4 separate regions of the Homo sapiens genome follow, and all the other regions are linked to region 1. Evidence: chromatin loops called from intact Hi-C (ENCODE). Cell type or tissue: IMR-90. All regions are shown on one strand. Region 1 has its middle 41 kb from the start of KICS2. Region 2 overlaps SRGAP1 (SLIT-ROBO Rho GTPase activating protein 1). Region 3 overlaps SRGAP1 (SLIT-ROBO Rho GTPase activating protein 1). Region 4 has its middle 34 kb from the start of KICS2.

Region 1 (5,000 bases):
CATATTTTTTCCTACTATGTTTTTTAATAACAAGGCCAGTTTTTGTGAATGTAACTATCTAGTCTAGCAAGTATAGTTGTCCTTGGAAAGCTTGAGAAAGTGCTTCTTATAGTATTTATTAAATGTCATTTTTAGTTTGAAAACCAACACAGATCTCCAGGAGCAATAATGTTTTATGTTATTAAAGTTGAGCCCCTATAGTCTTGCTTGATTTTAAAAGGATGGATGAATGACATTGAGGAGAGGAAGATAAGTTTTTTGTCTCTGTCCTCAGGGAATTAACTTCCAAGGAAGGGGGACCACCAGCACCTGAAGAGATATCTAGCTTTAAAAAAAAATCGTATAGATTTATCAAACTTTACAGGTGGGAATTGTAACAATATTGAAAAAATGTCAACTACTTAACAGCTGGTAAGAAAATTCTTAGGGAAAGTATTAAATGTTTAGAGAAAATACTTTGAGGAGATACTTGGAGTAGGATTGGCCTTATTACCTGCAAGGCTTTCATTTTTCCTTCCCTGGAGAAAGAATATGGTTCAGGGGGAAGAGATGGCTGGGTGTGATAGAGAGAGGAGCCAAGAGGCTCAACTCAGCCTAGTAGAATTAAATAGACCCTTAGATGCACTACAGCAAAGCAGGTGGAGAATGCATAGGGGGAGGTCTCTCAGGGTGTCAGTTGTGAGGTTACAATGTAAACCTCTCCTCTCTCCTCTTTGAAACCTTCAATAACTCCTTGAGCGAATTTTTTTTTTTTGAGGGGTCCTGACCGCAAAGGAGGGAGGAGGGACAATTGACATCTAAGGGCACTATATTCTTTCTTCCTCCTTCTGTTCCTTAAGTTATAGGAGGAAAGGATTAGCAACCTCTCCTTTCATTAATCAACAAAAAAGTCTTTAATTGTATTACGTGCTGCGGGCTTGCTGATGCATAAGATGGTGGTTGTGACTTACGTTTATCACCCATATGTATTGATTTTATAGGAAGGTGATATTGGACGGAAAGGCCAAACATGATCAGTCTTCTAAATTTTAATGTGAACGTGAGTGAAAGATAAGGTGCTTTGCTGGATTAAAAAGCAAAAAGGAAAAGAAGGGAAAAGCATATGAATGAGGAGAATTAAGTGCAACTCTCTTTTCCTTTTAGCTCTTAGTTTGTGCCAGTATGATGAGGTGGAAGGTAGATGTGGGGTTAGACAGTTCATAAAGAGGAAAGGAAGAAAAGTAATAAAAACAAAAAACCAGGGAAGGAGGAAGTGAACACAAGAAGAGTGAAGAGAGGCCAGGCATGGCTCATGCCTGTAATCCCAGCACTTTGGAAGGCTGAGGGTGGCAGATCACTTCAGCCCAGGAGTTTGAGACCAGTCTGGACAACACGGTGAGACCCCATCTCTACAAAAAATACAAGAAAAAAAATTTTGCTGGGTGTGGTGGCATGTGCCTGTAAGTTCCAGCTAGTCAGGAGGCTGAGGTGGGAGGATCACCTAAGCCTGGTAGATGGAGGCTGCTATGAGCCAAGATCATGCCACTCCAGCCTGAGTGACAGAGTGAGTACTGTCACACACACACGAAAGAATAGTGAAAAGAGTTACTATGGCATTCGGAAATAAAGAATCTTTGCTGTTCTGGTCAGTGCCATGGGCTTATGAAGTAAGTGTACAAGACCCTTTCATTGTAGTTCAATAAGAGCAACAAAGTCCTCACTTGGGGAACCTGGTCCTTGCTTCCTGCCTCCATGGGGTATGTGAGAACCCATTCAATTCTAACTCTCAGCTATTCAGCCAGAATCCCCGGCACTATGTTTATTAAGCTTACCAGGATAACCACTTTCTACACACAGCCTAGCAAAGAGAATTACTTTTAACGAAACAACAACAACAATAACAATTTTCAATGCTGTTATATCCCTATTCCATTCTGTGGGCACAAACCTCTGCTTATTCATAATCACTTCATATACAACACATTAAAAGCATCTTTTGTCTTAATTATGTGGGGCTAACATTTAGGGAGCATTCACCATAAACTCTGTTAGTCAGTGCTGAAGCTTCCTAGTAACATTGTTGACATTTGGTCTTGCCTTACTTTTTTTTTGGAGCTGGTAGGTTTCTGTTAAAAAAAACTTTTTTTTTTTGACCTCTTGGGGACTGAACTGTCTAGAGAGGCTCTGGATAAAAAAAGCAGCCTAATTGCAAAATCTTTCCTTTGGCAGTGAAAAGATTGGGAATGAGAGTCAGTGAGCACCAGCCAGTAGATGGCAACACTAAAGCAAGACACAGCTTCTTGGCTGTGGCTTCTTTTCCATCCTGGGACAACCCGTGCAGCTCAGCTTCTTTGGACAGTGGGAAGTTGAGCAGTATGATGTTTATAAAAATGACAATTTTTACTGTTTAAGGTTGGGGCATTAATGACTGCTCTTGTAGAGACAGGTATTCAGGCAAGAATTGGTTCAAGAAATGAGTCAGAAACTCTTCTGTCATTTCCAGTGAGTTTTAACCAAGACATTCCAAATGCCTTCCTCATCTGGTGACTGTGCAGTGAGCTTCTCCTGACTCAGAACCATCCACGCATGACTGTAACTGCTGCTGCTGCTTTGTTCCTGAGGCATTTTCTGTTTGTTCTGAGACTCATGCTCCCTCCCCAAATTTTCAGACAAGAGGGCTTACCTTGCTTGGAGTGTTTAGAAGGATGAATGGAGAGTATTAACATTTTTGTGAGGGAAAAGGGAGTTTCGTGCTCCTTGAGTTTGTAATGAAAGTACATACCTCTCCCCAAATGTCCATGAACACAAATAAAATTTTCTTTAATAATTTGGGAGGTTCATGGGACTCCCCATGAGTCCATGGGCCCGCAAGATAAAAATCCCTGTTTGGGAAAAGCTCTTGATGAAGTCCAAATAGGCTATTCAGGAGATACAGTAAGTCTTAAAGGTCAGTACTGTCCCAGGCGGATAAATAACTGCTGGATGTTTTCACCCGGATATCCTGTAGGCAACTCAGCACTTTCCTTTGCCAGACTTGCTCCACTTGGCATCCTTAATTCTTTCTTAGTATGACTCTTGTCCCAGTCGCCTTCTCTTCAGACTTTGGAGTCATGTTTGATTCTTCTGTTTTAGTCACTGCTGAATTTTCACAGCACTCTCATATTCGTCCCATTTTCATAGTCAGTTCTTTCTTCACTTTGGGCTATTAGATAAGCCTGGATTAGAAATCTCATCTCCTGCTTGGTCTCTCACCTTCTGTTTCTTTCTATTCCAGGCCTTCCTTCTTACCTTTGCTAGGGAATTCTTTGAAAACCCTGAGCTGGTTGTGTCTCGTTGGCTCTGCCTCTTGCTCCCTCTTTTTAAAAAGTCCTGATTAAGTAGCTCCCCAGAGTCTGCTGGAAGAAGTCCAGTTCTGACAATCAGGTTCAGCCTTTTCTTTTTTCTCTTCCGGCATTTCCTTGCTTTACCTCAGTTTTACGCAAAATGGAATACTTGGCTGGCCATGTATTTTCTTGCCTTTGCTCCGAGTTTTCTTTGTCTGGAATCCTTCTAGACTAGGGGTTCTTCACATTTTTGGTATGATAAAAGATGAGATTTCATTGGCAGCCTGCAAAGCATACACTTTCTCACAATGTTTTTAATGTATAAAATGATACACGAAATTACAAAGAAACCAATTATATTGAAATACAGTTATAAAAATCTTTAAAAATCTGCTATGTTGTATGCATTCTTCTTTATTAATACATTTAATAACATGATATGGCATTGGTCCTAATAATTATCGTGGCAATTTATGGCCTACATCTGTAATGGAAGGAAATGCTAAATTTCAGTTAGACATTAGGGAAAATAAAGATGTATTTTTTTCCTATCCACATTCACAGACCCCAGGCTAAGGATCTTAAATCTAGATTATTGATTCTCCAATAAAGTATGAATCAGAATCACTGGGATGCTAAACAAAGCATGCTAAGCCTCATTTCTGATTCAGCAGGTCAAGGGTAAGACCCTGGCTTTTGTATTTCTAAGTGTTGCTGATGCTGCAGGACCAGGGATTGCAGTTTGAAAACCTCCAATCTGCCAGGCGCAGTGGCACACACCTGTAATCCCAGCACTTTGGGAGGCTGAGGTGGGCAGAACTCCTGAGGTCAGGAGTTCGAGACCAGCCTGCCCAACATGGTGAAACCACTAAAATGCAACTACTAAAAATACAAAAAATTAGCCGGGTGTGGTGGCAGGTGCCTGTAATCCCAGCTACTCGGGAGGCTGAAGCAGGAGAATCATTTGAACCCAGGAGGCAGAGGTTGCAGAGCCGAGATCACACCACTGCACTCCAGCCTGGGTGACAAGAGCAAGACTCCATCTCAAAAAAAAAAAAAAAAAAAAAAAAAAAGAGAAAGAAAACCTCTGATCTAGGATAGATCATCACCTCTTGCCATCTTTACCTGCCAAAACCCTATGCCTCCTAAAAGACCCAGGGAAAGGCCACCTTTTGTATTAAGTTTTCCCCTATATCCCCTATTGGAAGTAATTTCTTCTCCTTCAAGGACCCTGTCCCAATTGTTCATCCCACTCTCATGGCATTTAACTTTCTGCCTTGTTCGCTGGAGTAAGATGTGTCTATTCTCGACTTGGACTTGAGCCTTCTAAACTATTTGTACTACTGGAAATGCTATGATATTTCAGACCTCCATGAAGGAATAAATGTCTTCTCTCACTCATTAGACTGTGAGCTTTTCTAGGGTATGAAACATGTCTTACAATTTGTGGGAGAGAAGAGGGACTAAGGAAGGGAAGAAGGAAAATTTCAATAGAGAACTCCTCATTAGGGAAATTTATCTAGAAGCACAGAAATTAGTCATGAAAGAGAACACCTCATTTATTCACATAATACCCTTCCTGGGTGCTACGGGCTGAAATGTCCTTTATCCAGATTAAAAAACAACAAAGTAGGTTACACAGTGGACCTTCCAGCAAGTTTTCAAAAGATTTCCATTGGCCCATGGTCATCGCACAGT
Region 2 (5,000 bases), 99 kb after region 1:
GAAAAGACAGGGCTGGAGATAAAGATGTGAGAGTCACCACCATTTAGGTTGTGTTGGGTCCATACGAGCCACGTAAGATCACCCAGTGTGAGGCAGTAGAATGTGCAAAGGGTTGAGGGTAGAGAAACTGTCTGGCTTGTGTTGTATTATGTTGTTATGTTGCATACTTTATGACAGCATTAAGTCTAATTAGGTATGATGCAATATATATTAGTAACAACAATAAAAACAGCAATGATGTCTAATATTTATTAGACACCATTATAAGCACTTTATATTACATATATTAACTCACAATTTTCACAACGACTTTATGAGGTAGCTTCTATTGTTATCCTTATTTTACAGAAAAGACTGAGCATATAGAAAAGTGACTTGCCCAAGGTCACGCTATTAGTATGGGGTGGGTGTGGCACTCAGGTCCAAGTTTGTTTTAATCCCAGTCCTGAGATCCCAGGAACTATAATGTACTAGCTCCCAAGCACTATAATGTACCACCTTTAAAAACGTAAGTCTTTTTTCCTGGCAAATACTTTGAAAGATCCTAGAAGAAAGGTAGGTATTATGGCTTACAATTCTGTCTGCCTCATATGCCTAAAGCCAAATACAAAATACTGAATATTTAAATAAATTTAATAAATTCTATAAATATGTACATTATTAAATTAATATCTATAAATGTAAATTTAATAACATAGGTAATCACTTTCAAGTGATTCAATAATGATGCCAATGAGAATTCCTTAGAAATGAAATGTGTTATAACTTTGAAATTCTGCTATTTTTGTAACAATATCCTAACAAATTATTCCCTAGATTTAGAAAATGATATGTAAAATGCTTAAAATTATTTTGCTCCATCCATCCATAGTTAATAGTATGAGATAAAAAATTAAAAACCTATAAAAGATACATTTTGAATAATGAACCAAGAGCGTGCTTTGCAAGAACTATGATTCACAGTATAACCACACTACCACATCCATCGTTTTTTCAGCTAATAGTCCTGAGTGTGTCTCAACTGATGAATGAGGTTTTATTTTTTAATCAGTATCATCATTAATAGATCAATAACACACAAGCTTAGAAGACTCTTCTTCCCAGAGAAATGTGAAAGCTTCCAGCAGTCTGAGGATTAGATTTCAATCATTTTCTTTGGAAAGCTACTTAATTATTAAAAACAACGGACCACTCCTTCCCCTCGCCACACCCCCCAACATATAAGCCATTTTGAAGGAAAAAAATAACCCAGGCTTAACTTGTTCTTGGTTCAAACATTTTTTTTCAGCTACTCTTAAATTTCACTCGAGAATTATGAAGTGAATTATTTTTCACACCTAAATGCATTTTATCTCCTACATATAGTTAATGGGATAACCAAAATACAGTTTGGTGGCAATTTGATATTTTAAAAAAGGAGATAAAATACTTAAAATGTGTATGGCTCAAATGAGACACAGGCATCCTGGATTTGCTCCCTAATGAATGACTGATGAGAACTCCTGGCATTACTTTCCAGTCCTTTTTCTTCCTTAAGAATACCAACTACTGCAGTGCTTTTCTAAAAAACCATAATTACTCACATTCAGCTTCCCTTTTGAAAGTATACTTGTACTCCTACTCAAAGACAGACAATGGATTGTATGAGGATAATCTATTAAATTCCTTTGTCAGAAACCTTATGCCCAGGGCAAGAAGCAATAAAATATGGAGCTCAGCTCCTAGTATCAGATTTTTTATTTAGCAAAATCGCACTGATATTTGCACCCCCTTAACTCCAAATGCTGCACACAAAGAAGCCAATGTGAACATTAAGGCTCATTACTGAAAAAGAAAAAAAAAATCAGTGCCTCAGTTTTATAGATGTATATCTCATTTACTGTGGTCAATTTAACTTCTATGATTTAAAAACAAATGACATCACAAAAAGATACAATGGTGTTGCTGAGGGATGAAGAAAATGATAATAATGAGTTTGGTCTTAACAACTCATTGCGTGCTTCTTTCTATTTCAGTAGTTTTCAAAGATTTGGAATTCTGAATTTTGACAGTGCCACTTTAAGAGCCCAATCTAGTTGCTTCACAATGTTGTAAATCAAAGAACTTACTGGGCCATTGGCAGCCTACCAAAAAGCGAGCAGTAAGGCAGGCCAAACACATGTCTGTAGTTACAGATTCAGCTGTGTACGAGCAACTGCTAAATCTTCGGGTTAGGCTCTATTTGTTTTACTATGAAGGCAGTTTTTGCAGCGGTGAGTCTAGTATACTTCAGAGAGGTGATTTCTATATAAAAAGTCAGGACTGTCCCCAAACATAACCATTGAATCCTGTATTAGTAACCCTATCACACCAAATCTGGACTCAGATTCCTCCATAAGAGCTCACCATGGGATTACTTCACTATGTGATGGGCGCCATTAACTCTCCTGGTCTCCTTTGATGTAGCCTATTAACATGAAGAGGGCTTGCACAGAAAGCCAGCAGGCTTATAATGGTTGAGTTAAAAGGTGGGGCATGTCTCCCATGCTCAGCTTTTCTCTGGGCAAATTTGTCAGTGTCATATCCAGGCAGTGACCAGCAATTGGTGTGCCACCCAGCCTGCAAAAGGGGCAGGGCTAGGAAGCAGAGATGTCTGCAACCAGTGGGCAGAGGCTAGTGTGCCTGCTGCTGATGGATGAAAGCTATCCAGTTTCTTCTGCAGCATAAATGGAGTCCTGTGAAGGTTTTATACACGTCAGCACAGCTTGTGTCCCTGGTATACCAGAGCCCGTTGAAAAAAATTCCAAGATAAAGAAATCCTGAGCTGGGCACGGTGGCCCATGCCTGTAATCTCAGCACTTTGGGAGGCTAAGGTGGGTGGATCCTGAGGTCAGGAGTTCGAGACCAGCCTGGCCAACATGGTGAGACCCCTGTCTCTACTAAAAATACAAAATTAGCTGGGCGTGGTGGCAAATGCCTGTAATCCCAGCTACTCAGCAGGCAAGGCTGGAGAATCACTTAAACCTGGGAGGTGGAGGTTGCAGTGAGCTTAGATTGCACCACTGCACTCCAGCCTGGGCGATGACAGTGAAACTCCATTTCAAAAAAAAAAAAAAAGAAAATTCTGGCTTGCAGTTCACAAAGTATAATACAGATTTATGCAGTTCAGCAGCTAAAGACGGAATTTGGCATGTGGACTCAATAAATTGGCTAGAATATAGCCCCATCCAATAATGACATGTAGAAGAATATTAACCATTGGGGCTTTCTCTCTAGGAGACACAAGAGAATCCATGTTGAATAGGTACCATAAAAGTTTCAGAATGTGGCCCCAAGCATATTAACACATGTGTCTGCAAGCAGTGCCAAGAATGAATTCCCCCACTACTTCATGCTCTCAAACACAATTTCTAAAGTGGTATCCATCCTCATAGGGTAGGACTTTGTGCCTATAAGCGTTCATCTACACTTAGGATAATTTATGCTTTGGGCCTGGCAACTGACCTTGAGGGCATCACTTGAAATATCAGGCATTTGTGAAAAATTGAAAAAAAAAAAAAAAAAAAAAGACCTTACATGACACTGTGAGGGAAAAAAGAAAAAACAGGACACAATTATAAGAAAACTATTCAAAGATAAAAAGACTTTTTTTTTTTTTTAAAGTTCAAACCTACAGAAGAGTTAAAAGAGCAGTACAGGAAGTATCCTTATCCCCTTCATGTAGATTTTCCGGCTGTTAATGTTTGCCACATTGACTGTACCTTCTTTCTCTCTCCCTCTTTTTTTTTTTAGAACCATTTGAAGGTAAGTTGCAGACATCATGACACTTTAGCAAGCATTTCTTAAGAATAAGAATGTTCTTCTTTATAATCACAATACCATTATCATATCTAGGAAAATTAACACTAATTCAATAATATTATTTAATATACAGTCTGTATTTCAACTTCCCTAATTGTTCTTAAAATGTCTTTCATAACTTTTGCTTTTTGATTCAGTATCTAATTTAATCTAGTGTGTGAAGGTTCATACATTGTATTTGGTTATTTTATTTTTTAATGACACTTTTTAGTAGTTTGCGTTGTTTTTTTTTTTTCCTTCTAGGTGTAATTGGCCTTTTCATCCTAACTGTGTCAGACATGGTTCTTAGGTCATGATAACCTTTCTCCATGTGGTCATTCCCTGAGGATGATGAGTTCTTTGGTGGAAACCAGGAGATAAGGTGATAGAAACTTTATGGTTAAGGAAGGTTCCAGAATTGTGGGAGGCAAGAATTTAGGTCTAAGAGGCGCAATCTCTTTTTTGACCTGAGTTACTCACACAACTCAGTCCTCTCATTTCCCACTCCCTTCCACATTCTCTTTTACTTTTTCTAACTTCTGGCAGGGTCTAGTGTGAATAAAAGATAAAGTTACAGACTATGAAGCACTTAAGACAGGAACTTGGCTTGTATTTATTTTTTTCCTTTTAAATTTCATAAAGACAAAGAGAAACATTAACATTTATACAGTCCCCTTTGCCTGTATTCTCATGCCTCCCCTCAGTTTCCTCATTTGTAAAAACGGAGAAATTATTAGTGCACAGTAAAATATACAACTCAGAACAAAGCCTGGCACAGAGAAAGCCTTTCAAGTGTTAGCTGTTGCTGTTGTTTTGTTACTATTATTAGACATAGCAATCTACTTATACTTTAAGATTGTTTCTCAACTACAGCCAATGCCTGCTGAAAGAAAAAAATCACCCAAACTGGTTTAACTGGTTTCCAGAGTCTAAACAGGCAACAGATGGAACAACAAATACTCGCCCATTAAAACAAACAGGGGTGGGGTTGGAAGGGTGCAGAAGTCTGAGAAGGGAAGGAAGAAGAGACTGGGGGGTCAGCAGGTAGGGGAGGGGCAGTGTTTCCAGACTTTTCTACGATCAGGAGCACCACACTCTGAAGATCCCTCCCTAGGAGCTCGGTATTGACTTTCCAGCCCTCCCTAGATTTCACTACGCTTCCTCAAGGTTAGCACCATGCT
Region 3 (5,000 bases), 260 kb after region 1:
CGACAGCACTCAAGGTGCAAACTGGTGGTAACGTAGCTGGCATTAGAGTGATCACGATGGAGATGGAAATAAATGAACACATTCTAGAGATATTTTAGAAGTAAACTGTCAGGTGGTGGTAATGGAGTGGTACTGGTGACAAGCTAGGGGGAGATATTAAAGATGACTACCAGATTTCTGGCTTGTCGAACCAGATGGATGGGCCACCACTCACTGAGATAAGGAAGAAGTTCAAGGGTGGGACAAAAAAGCATTTGTTCAGTTTTGTACATGTTTAATTGAAGGTACTTTTGAAACATCAACAGATGACATGTCAAGTAGGTAGCTACAAATACAATGAATATATATTCTCCATATTAAAAAAACTTTTCATTTTCTCCCCAACCCTACTCTTCTTTTCAAGGTCTTTCCCATTTCGTCAATGGATCTACATTCTCTGTTATTCACTCCCAAACCAGGATATTATCCTTAATTCCTCCCTTTTTCACACCTCCATCCAAACCATTTACAGGTCTCACTCACCAGCCTACCTTCAAACTATGTCCTGAATCTAGCTTCTCACCACCTTCTTCACCAACACTGACAGAAGCCAGAACTATCTCTTGCCTTAACTTCTGCATATCCAACTCATCTCTAGGGTCTCATTCTCATCATCCCCTATAATCCAATCACATAGAAGCCAACATATTTTAAAAACATTAATCAAATCACATTCCTCCCTTCTAATCGCCTTGTCATGTCTTCTCATACTCTCATATCAAGTCTAAAGTACAGTATTTACCATGGCATCCCAGGTTCTAGGAGAACTAGCCTCTCCACTCCTTCCCAACCTTGTATCTCCAGCTCACTTCTCTTTATTCACAAGGACTCTCTTGCTACTCCATGGACATCTCAGGATAATTTCAGCCTGTGTTTTGTTGCCTTGGAACATTCCACCCATCAGTCATTCATGGTTTGGTCGTTCACTTCATTCAGGTTTCTGCTCAAGTCACCTCTTCAGAGGCTATATCTCAATAGTTATCAGGAAATGTCAATGAAGACCACAATGCAATGTTATACCCACCAGACTGGCAAAAATTAAGATGTTTTATAATACCACGTGCTGATAAAAAGTGGGTCTGCTGGAGCTCTTAATCACTTATGAGTGGGAATGTAAACTGGTGATGCTCCTTCGGAAAACAATGCAGTCGTATCATGTGAACTTGAACACTGACATACCCAATAACCATGCAATTCCACTCCCAGCAATAGGCCATGGAGAAACTCCTGTATATGTGTGTTAATAGGAACACATGAAAATGTTCAGCAACATTGTTCAAATAGCAGAAAGCTGGAAACAATCCAAATATCCACCAACAGGGCAATGAATCAATTGATTCTGCATACTCACCCAACAACACATAATTCAGCTTTTAAAATGAATGAACTACAGCTACATGCAACAATGTCAAACAGTTATACTATTTTTACAAATCAAAACAAACAAGCAAAATTAGCTGTATAGTACTTATGAGCATATTTTTAAGGGATAAATAACATTTTTTAAAAAAAGGCAAGAGAAAGAAAAAAATTAGGAAGTAGTTGCTTCAAAAGATAGGCAGGTATATGGGATGGGGCAGAGCACAGATAAGTGCGACAGAATTGGCAGGGCTTTTGTTTGTAGATTAGGTGGTAAGTCATACATATGACACTGTTATCCTTTATAATTTTCAAACATAGTTGTGTGTGTGTGTATGTGTATATATATATATATATATATATGTAATGTTAAGTTAAAACAATTAAAATATTGGCCAGGCACAGTGGCTTACACCTGTAATCCCAGCACTTTGGTAGGCCAAGGCAGGTGGATCATTAATATACAAATATATATTAAATGTTAAGTTAAAACGATTAAAATATTGGCTAGGCATGGTGGCTCACACCTGTAATCACAGCACCTTGGGAGGCCAAGGCAGGTGGATCACTTGAGCCCAGGAGTTCCAGATCAGCCTGGGCAACATGGCGAAACCCTGTCTCTACAAAAAATACAGAAAGTAGCCAGGCATAGTGGTGTGTGCCTGTAGTCCCAGCTTCCAGTCCCAGGAGACTGAGGTGGGAGAATCACTCCAATCCGTGAGGCGGAGGTTGCAGTGAGCTGAGATTACACCACTGCACTCCAGCCTGCACCACAGAGCAAGATCCTGTCTCTAAAAACCAACTAAACAAACAAAAACACAAAAAACACCCCTCCCCAAAAAAACCAAAATACGAAATAACTAACATACCTCTTCTCTGAACTTCATTTGTCTTTATAGCACACGTCACTCCCCAAAGAATATATACATACACACTGACTCACACTCATGCACTCATTTCCTTGTTTATTTTAAGTCTCTCCCATTAGAATGCAAACTCCCTAACTGTGGAGTCTTTGACATTCTTGTTCACCACAGTATTTCCAGGCCTAGAAGAGTACTCGGCATATACAATAAATATTTATGGAATAAATGAATAAATGGATGAACAAATGGCCTAGATAGTGCAAACAAAGCAATAGAGCACTGGCTGGTGCAACGGCTCACGCCTGTAATCCCAGCACTTTAGGAGACCGAGGTAGGCAGATTGCTTGAGCCCAGGGATTCGAGACCAGCTGGGGCAACATGGTAAAACTTCATCTCTACAAAAAATACACAAATTAACTGGGCATGGTGGCACATGACTGTAGTTCCAGCTACTCAGGAGACTGATGTGGGAGGGTCACTTGAGCCTGGGAGGCAGAGGCTGCAGTGAACCATGACTGCACTACTGCACTCCAACCTGGGTGACAGAGTGAGGCTTGTCTTAAAAAAAGAGAGAAAGCAATAGAGCATAAAAGGCTTAGTTCATGAACCCTGAAGTCAGACACTTCCAGGTTCAAATCAAGGCTCTCATTAGTCTTCTTAGCTGGGTGACCTTGAATGAGTTGCTTAACTTCACTGGGTTTCCGTTTTCTCATCTCTAAAACAGGGTAATGGGGGGAGGAGGGGTTGTGATGATTAAAAAAAGAATTTAGCACTTTGTCCAGCACAATATTATTCTTGCACAACGACAGTGTAATTTCCTCATAAAAAGCGGCTTTTTATTGCTCAAGGACATAGCTTTGAGCAATCTGCATTCTTTACGCAGTTTTACTATGACTGATTTTGTCCACACCCAATTTTAAAATGTGAACCAATTGGGCATCCTATAGTTGTTGCTACAGTTTGCTCAGACTAAGGCCATGTGCTAGGGAAATCTTGTAGCCACCAAACTTCCAGTGAGTATGGCACAATATAATCTTGCATTTGTGCTAGCCACTAGCATAGGAAATCAGCAAGACGAGAATAGCAAAAATAACAGCCATTTATTCACGGTTTTCTGTAGGATAAACAACACAGACACATCATCCCATGAACTTCTCACAGCTAGCGTGGGAAATTGGTGTGTACAAGAATTACAGAAAGCAGGGTGGGAAATTGGTGTGTACAAGAATTACAGAAAGCAGGTTCATTATAAACTGTTTTCAAATTTGGGCCTAAGCAGGTTCTGAAATAGAGACCATATTCAAATAGTAATTAGAAATTCTTAAGAGTAGATTTGCACTATCAGCTATAATATATCCTTTTAAAACAAAACAGAAAGCAAGCTCTTTCACATCCTAGATGATGACTTATTTTATAGTAGTAAAACCCAGGGCCTTCGCTGCTGTGAAGCCCATGCAGTCCCTTCCAAAAATTATGGTAGCAAATTCAAAAGGAGCAACTGCGCAGTGCTGTTGACTCACATTGCTCCCAACACACTCACAATAAAAATGAACTTTTCAGTGAACTGACCTATATTTTCCACCCTGGACTCTAGCCAAGACCCAGGCATCCATACCTCTAATGGACCATACTGTCTTAGAGAGCCCTAGGTCTTTCTGGGAGTCTTTTCCAGTTCTGCTCAGGCTCCAGGTCCAAAGGACAGCCCAGGGGTTCCGACGACTCAGGAGAATCCCAGATGAATAATAATTACTCATCATAACAATAATAACGCTTTATACGGTGTTTACTATGTATCAGGCAGTATTTATTATTAGTGTTGTACATATATTTGCTCATTTAATCTGCATAACTGCCATTAAATAGCATATCCCATATGTTATATCCCATGGGGTAGATATAAAGCTTGCAATATGACTAAATCTCACAAGTGAGATTCCTTAAAGTGAACACATGAAATCTATATGCAATCTGACCTTGCTGAGCAAGGTGAGACCACAGCAGAAATCAGCAGCCCATGCCAAATGATCCTTGGTGGTACTGGAAAATGATCTGGCCTCGTGGTTTTGATCAAATGGCACACTCTCCTCTCAGATCCAAACCACAACTTCCCCAAAATTAATCAAGGAGAAATAAATGGATAGAGGGTGGAGCAGAAGAGTACTTAATTTTTGTCACATTTCACACCCTAACTACTTCTCATTAAGTCTACTGGCCTGCATGCGATTCCCAGACCTTTCTTAAATCTCATGACTTTTATATCATCCTAGGCACCTTATGCCCCTTCTCAGCTTTCAGCATAGTCACAACTTCCTCTGGAATTTCTTCCTGATTCAAATGTTCCCCGTCATTTCCCTCCAGCCCCTCTATGCTTAGAACACTCTGCACACATTTCCTACAGTATGTAATTACTGCTTTCAGTTTTAGTTATTTTGTCCATCTCCCCTTTAAACTTTTAGCATCTCAAGACCACGGATGACATTTGTTTTCCCAGCGTCTGGTATAGAGCTGGCTGAGCTGCTGCAGACAAGTAATAAATGTTTACTAACTGAATGAACTAAGGAAATCATGCTCCTCAAAGATGGCACACAGTTTCTCATCACCCACCTAAAGGTGTCTCAAACTGGTGGGGATCTGCCTGATTTGTAATGAAGGAATTATAAAACAACCTTTCAGGCTGGGCATGGTGGCTCATGCCTGTAATCCCAGCACTTTGGGAGGTCAAGGTGGGCAGATCCC
Region 4 (5,000 bases), 75 kb before region 1:
CTGTTTCCAAGCCACCACGTAGAGAGGCCTTGGAGGATGACATCATAGGCATGGAGAGACCACACAGAAGAGCACCAGCTGCCCTTTCCCAGCAAACTCGTGGGAAACCCAGGTGAGACCTGTAGAAGAACTGCCCATCCAATCCACAGAATTGTGAGATACAATAAAGGGTTGTGTTAAGCCTCTTTTAAGTTTTTAAGTTTTGCATTTTGACAATATAAAACAGTCAATATTTTCATTTATCATTATACAAAATTATGCATTATACCAATGTTTGCATAATTCCAAATTATTATTATTATTATTTTTTGAGACAGGGTCTCGCTTTGTCACTCAGACTGGAGTGCATGGAGTGCATGGAGTGTAGTGGCACGATCTCAGCTCACCACAGCCTTGAATTTCTGGGCTCAAGCAATCCTCCCATCTCAGCCCCCTGAGTAGCTAGGACTACAGGCATGTGCCTCCATGCCCAGATAATATTTACTTTTTTTTTTTTTTTTGTAGAGACAGGGTTTCACCATGTTGCCCAGGCTGGTCTCAAACTCCTAGAATCAAGTGATCTGCCCACCTCAGCTTCCCAAAGTCCTGGGATTTCAAGTGTTAGCTGCTGCACCCGGCCGGTAATTCCAAATTAAATAATGCACCAACATCAGGTCATTCTAAACAATCCAAGTGTTTTTGTCTATATGCTCTTCCAGCTCTTTTTTCCTATATCACTAAAATCATAATATAGATTTTTTTCCTCTTGTCACTTTGAGTGGATTTGATAATATTCCACAGTTTTCTAGTTCCTTAGAAATAGGATTTAGTGAGCTATGATGGCGCCATTGCACTCTATCCTGGCAGACAGACTGAGACCGTCTAACCAACCAACCAAATAACAACAACAAAAAAAATGTGTTTACATACAGCAGGGTCCATGTCATTCTTGTCCCTTCCCGGGGAGAGGCCCTGGGAATCATACAGCACAAACAATAGTTGAGCACACAAGAAAATCAAGCATTGGGCCAGGTGTGGCGGCTCAGGCCTGTAATCCCAGCACTTTGGAAGGTTGAGGCGGGTGGATCACTTGAGGTCAGGAGTTTGACACCAGCCTGGCCAACATGGTGAAACCCCGTCTCTACTAAAAATACAAAAATTAGCCGGGCGTGGCATCGCGTGCTTGTAATCCGAGCTACTCGGGAGGCTGAGACAGGAGAATCACTTGAACCCGGAAGGCGGAGGTTGCAGTGAGCCAAGGTCATGCCACTGCACTCCAGCCTGGGTGACAAAGTGAGACTCTATCTCAAAAAAAAAAAAAAAAAAAAAAAAAAGACAATCAAGCATTAATGGAATATGATGTACACCAACTAGACTGGGATTGTTCCATCCCTCATCCCTTCCTTCTTCCAGCCAGCCCCTAGAAGGGACTGGGGGAAAGTTTTATAAAGCTGGGAAAAGACAAGGTCTTTGGAGGTTTATTGGTTATACATCGTAGAGATTTCCAGGTATGAGTAGACCTTGGGTGGAAGAGGTTTTTCTTTTTTTTCCATTTTATTTTTCCTGGTCTTCTTTTTCTTTTTTGTTGCCTTCTACTTAGAAGGTGATTTTGACTCTGGAGACTCTGGTGACTTTGACTTTGGAATTACTGGCCTGGCACAGTGGCTAACATTTGTAATCCCAGCACTTTGGGAAGCCGAGGCAAGTGGATTGCTTGAATTCAGGAGCTCAAGAGCAGCCTGGGCAACATGGTGATGCCCTGGAGAGCTAAGGACTATAGGTTGAGCAAGAGAAAAGAATGCAAGGTCTTCTTTTTTTTTTTTTTTTTTTTGAGACGGAGTCTCGCATTGTTGCTGGAGCGCAGTGGTGCGATCCCCGCTCACTGCAAGCTCCGCCTCCCGGGTTCACGCCATTCTCCTGCCTCAGCCTCCCGAGTAGCTGGGACTACAGGCGCCAAACAACACGCCCGGCTCATTTTTAGAATGCAAGGTCTTCTTAATATTTGCCCTAAGATTCTGAAAGAGGCAAAGAGGACGTTTAAGTTTCTAGGTGGTCCACTCCTTTGAAGGCCGCAGGATGGGTGTGGGGTTTCAGGACAGAAAGTGTGCCTATAAATAAAGCTGTTAAATTTGGCGGAAGCACGAATCCTCTTCCCTTCTCTTTCCTCTTTCTACTTCTGATGGTGATGGGGACAGAGTAGACTGTGGATATGGGATTTTTCATTTGTTTCACCAACAAGGAGGGTGGGACGGAAGAAGGAGGGTGTAAATCAAGTGATAGAGGGCTACTCTCAATACTGTTTCAAGTAAGATTTATATGGGTTTTGGTGGGTTGTCCTGCAACATCTGCCATTATTTACAACTTTGTTTCTACAGGGAAATTATTCTGTCTTCCACACAGCTGACCTACAAAATGAATTTGGAAAGGATACAAAGGAGTAGTTATTTTACTTCTATTAGCAACTATCACCACCAGAGGGCATAGTTGGATTAGGAAGAGAAAGAAAGGCAAAACTTTGGTCTAACCTATGGAATATTGATTTTTTTTAATTGTGAAAAATTCATATTGAGATGTACCCTCTTAACAAAATTTTAAGTGTATATGATTGTTACCTATATGCACATTGTTGTACAGCATATCTCTAGAAAGGTCTCATCTAGCATGACTGAAATCCTATACCCATCAAACTGCAACTAACTTTCCCCTCTCCAAAAACACCATTTTAGTTTGTATGAGTTTGACTCCTTTAGATGCCTCATGTAAGAAGAATCAGGCAGTGTTGTTGTTGTTTTTGAGATGGGCTTATTTCACTTAGCATAATGTCTTCCAAATTCTTGTTGCAGCATGTGACAGGATTTCCTTCTCTTTTTAACACCTTCATTTATAGGTCAGCTATGTGGAAGACAGAATAATTTCCCCGTAGAAATAAATAATGGCAGATATTGCAGGACAGCTCTGCTGAATAATATTCCATTGTCTGTATATACCACATTTTCTTTATCCATTCATCCACTGACGGACATTCAGATTTTTTCTACCTCTCGGCTATTGTGAATAATACAGCAATGAACATGGGAGTACAAATATCTTTTCAAGATCCTGTTTTGATTCAATTCTTTTGAATAAATACCAGAAGTGGTATTGCTAGATCATACAACACTTCAATTTTTAATTTTTTGGAGAAACTTTCATACTGTTTTCCATATGGCTGCAGCATTTTACATTCCCACCAACAGTGTACACATGTTGAAATTTCTCCATATCCTCAACGCTTATTTTATGTATTTTTGGTAATGGCCATGCTAACAAGTGTGAGGTGATATCTCACTGTAGTTTTGACTTTCATTTCCCTGATGATTAGTGACACTGGGCATCATGTGTGTATGTGTGTGTATGTGTATTTGAGATACAGTCTTGCTTTGTCACCCATGCTGGAGCATGGCCCACTGCAGTCTTGACCTCCTGAGCTCAAGCAATCCACCTCAGCCTCCCGAGTAGCTGGACTACGTGTGTGCCACTACAACCTAATTTTAAAAAAGTTTTTGTTTTGTAGAGACGATGTCTCACTATGTTGCTCAGGCTGGTCTTGAACTTCTGGGCTCAAGCGATCTGCCTGCCTCAGCCTCCCAAGTGTTGGGATTACAGGCATGAACCACCATGACTGGCTCTGGGCATCTTTTTATAAACCTGTTGGCTATTTGTATGTCTACTTTGGAGGAATGTCTATTCAGATCCTTTGCCCATTTTCAAATCAGGTTATTGGTATTTTTGCTATTAAATTCAATGAGTTTCTTACATATTTTGGATATTAACCCCTTATCTGATACATGGTTTGCAAACATTTTCTCTCATTCCATAGGTTGCCTTTTCACTCTGTTGGTTATTTCTTTTGCTGCATGGAAGCTTTTTAGTTTGATGTAGTCTCGTGTCTATTTTTCCTTTTATTACTTATGCTTTCGGTGTTGTATCAGCACTGATTCTTATACTTTAAAAATTCCTTCAGGCTGGGCGTGGTGGCTCATGCCTGTAATCCCAGCACTTTGGGAGGCTGAGGTGGCAGGATCACCTGAGCCCAGGAGTCTGAGACCAGCCTGCGCATCATAGTGAGACCCCACATCTATAAAACAAATAAAAAATAAAAATTTCTGCAAACCTTCAAAATTAAATCATTTTTGCTGTCATGCTTCTATAATACATACTAACATAAATGTACATGTAAGAAAACTTATTGTATTCTTATAAAATCAACAAATTTATAATCTAAAAGTTTATTAAATTAATGCAAATTAATATCAATATGATGCATGATGTTTTCCTGAAAATACATTTCTTTTTGCAAAGTGAATATAGTAAAATGCTACAATACACTCTTGAATTCAGCATCCTTCTGTGATCATGTTCCACTTTTCTCTTTCTGAAACACTACAAGTCTTTATTTACAGGCCATGCATCTTTCTGTGTTTCACTTGGCTTGAACATTTCACTATGGTAAAGTCTACCTCTGTTCTCTCTTTGACCGGAGACAAAGTTCTCCCACTTAGGGACAAACATTGGATCAATGTAAATAATGCAAACACAGGCACTTTAAATCACAAGCATTTTATTGAAATGAAAATAAAACTTTAAATTATCCAATAAACCCCACAGACTTTCTTTTTTTAAAAATTATTATTTATTTAAAAAATATATAGAGACGAGGTCTCACTATGTTGCCCAGGCTGGTCTTGAACTTCTGAGCTCAAGCGATCCACCTGCCTCAGCCTCCTAAAGTGCTGGGATTACAGGTGTGAGCCACCATTCCTAGCCACCTCACAGACTTTCAAGTTGAAATCTAGGCCAGGCATGGTGGCTCACACTTGTAAACCCAGCACTTCGGGAGGCTGAAGTGGGAGGATCGCTTGAGCCAGAAGTTTGAGACCAGCCTGGACAACATGGCAAAACCCAAGAAAACAAAAAAACAGCCAGATATGGTGGCATATGTCTGCAGTCCCAGCTACTTGGGTTGGGCGCTGAGGTGGGAG

What was found. Hi-C counts contacts between places; a loop is a spot of excess contacts. Peaks named below come from ENCODE experiments on the same cell type or tissue, not always from the same donor. Only the 100,000 strongest peaks of a DNase experiment are listed, where the experiment ranks them.
Region 2: a loop joins it to region 1, with 2.7 times the contacts of the local background. A loop is called at or near these places in 14 of 110 quality-filtered maps.
Region 3: it touches region 1 in a loop (6-fold over the local background); 9 of 110 quality-filtered maps call a loop at or near these places.
Region 4: it touches region 1 in a loop (2.6-fold over the local background); 37 of 110 quality-filtered maps call a loop at or near these places.

The regions. Positions count from the first base shown.
Region 1 is chr12:64,179,130-64,184,129 of GRCh38, reverse strand. No RefSeq gene overlaps it. Among named protein-coding and RNA genes, the nearest start is that of KICS2, 41 kb to the left of the region's middle. RefSeq lists an enhancer at 1,778-2,977. In IMR-90, a CTCF peak has its summit at 2,239 (motif pointing right); DNase peaks (open chromatin) are centred at 2,519 and 2,979; H3K4me3 peaks cover 177 bases; H3K27ac peaks cover 2,729 bases.
Region 2 is chr12:64,080,549-64,085,548 of GRCh38, reverse strand. All of the region lies in intron 10 of SRGAP1 (SLIT-ROBO Rho GTPase activating protein 1), which reads right to left. Among named protein-coding and RNA genes, the nearest start is that of KICS2, 140 kb to the left of the region's middle. In IMR-90, no CTCF peak of the experiment used is centred here; a DNase peak (open chromatin) is centred at 2,138; H3K27ac peaks cover 1,299 bases.
Region 3 is chr12:63,916,261-63,921,260 of GRCh38, reverse strand. The region is part of intron 1 of SRGAP1 (SLIT-ROBO Rho GTPase activating protein 1); the gene reads right to left. Among named protein-coding and RNA genes, the nearest start is that of SRGAP1, 74 kb to the right of the region's middle. RefSeq lists an enhancer at 1,615-2,403. In IMR-90, no CTCF peak of the experiment used is centred here; DNase peaks (open chromatin) are centred at 2,380, 3,120 and 4,580; H3K27ac peaks cover 3,229 bases.
Region 4 is chr12:64,253,815-64,258,814 of GRCh38, reverse strand. No RefSeq gene overlaps it. Among named protein-coding and RNA genes, the nearest start is that of KICS2, 34 kb to the right of the region's middle. In IMR-90, a CTCF peak has its summit at 2,454 (motif pointing right); a DNase peak (open chromatin) is centred at 2,464.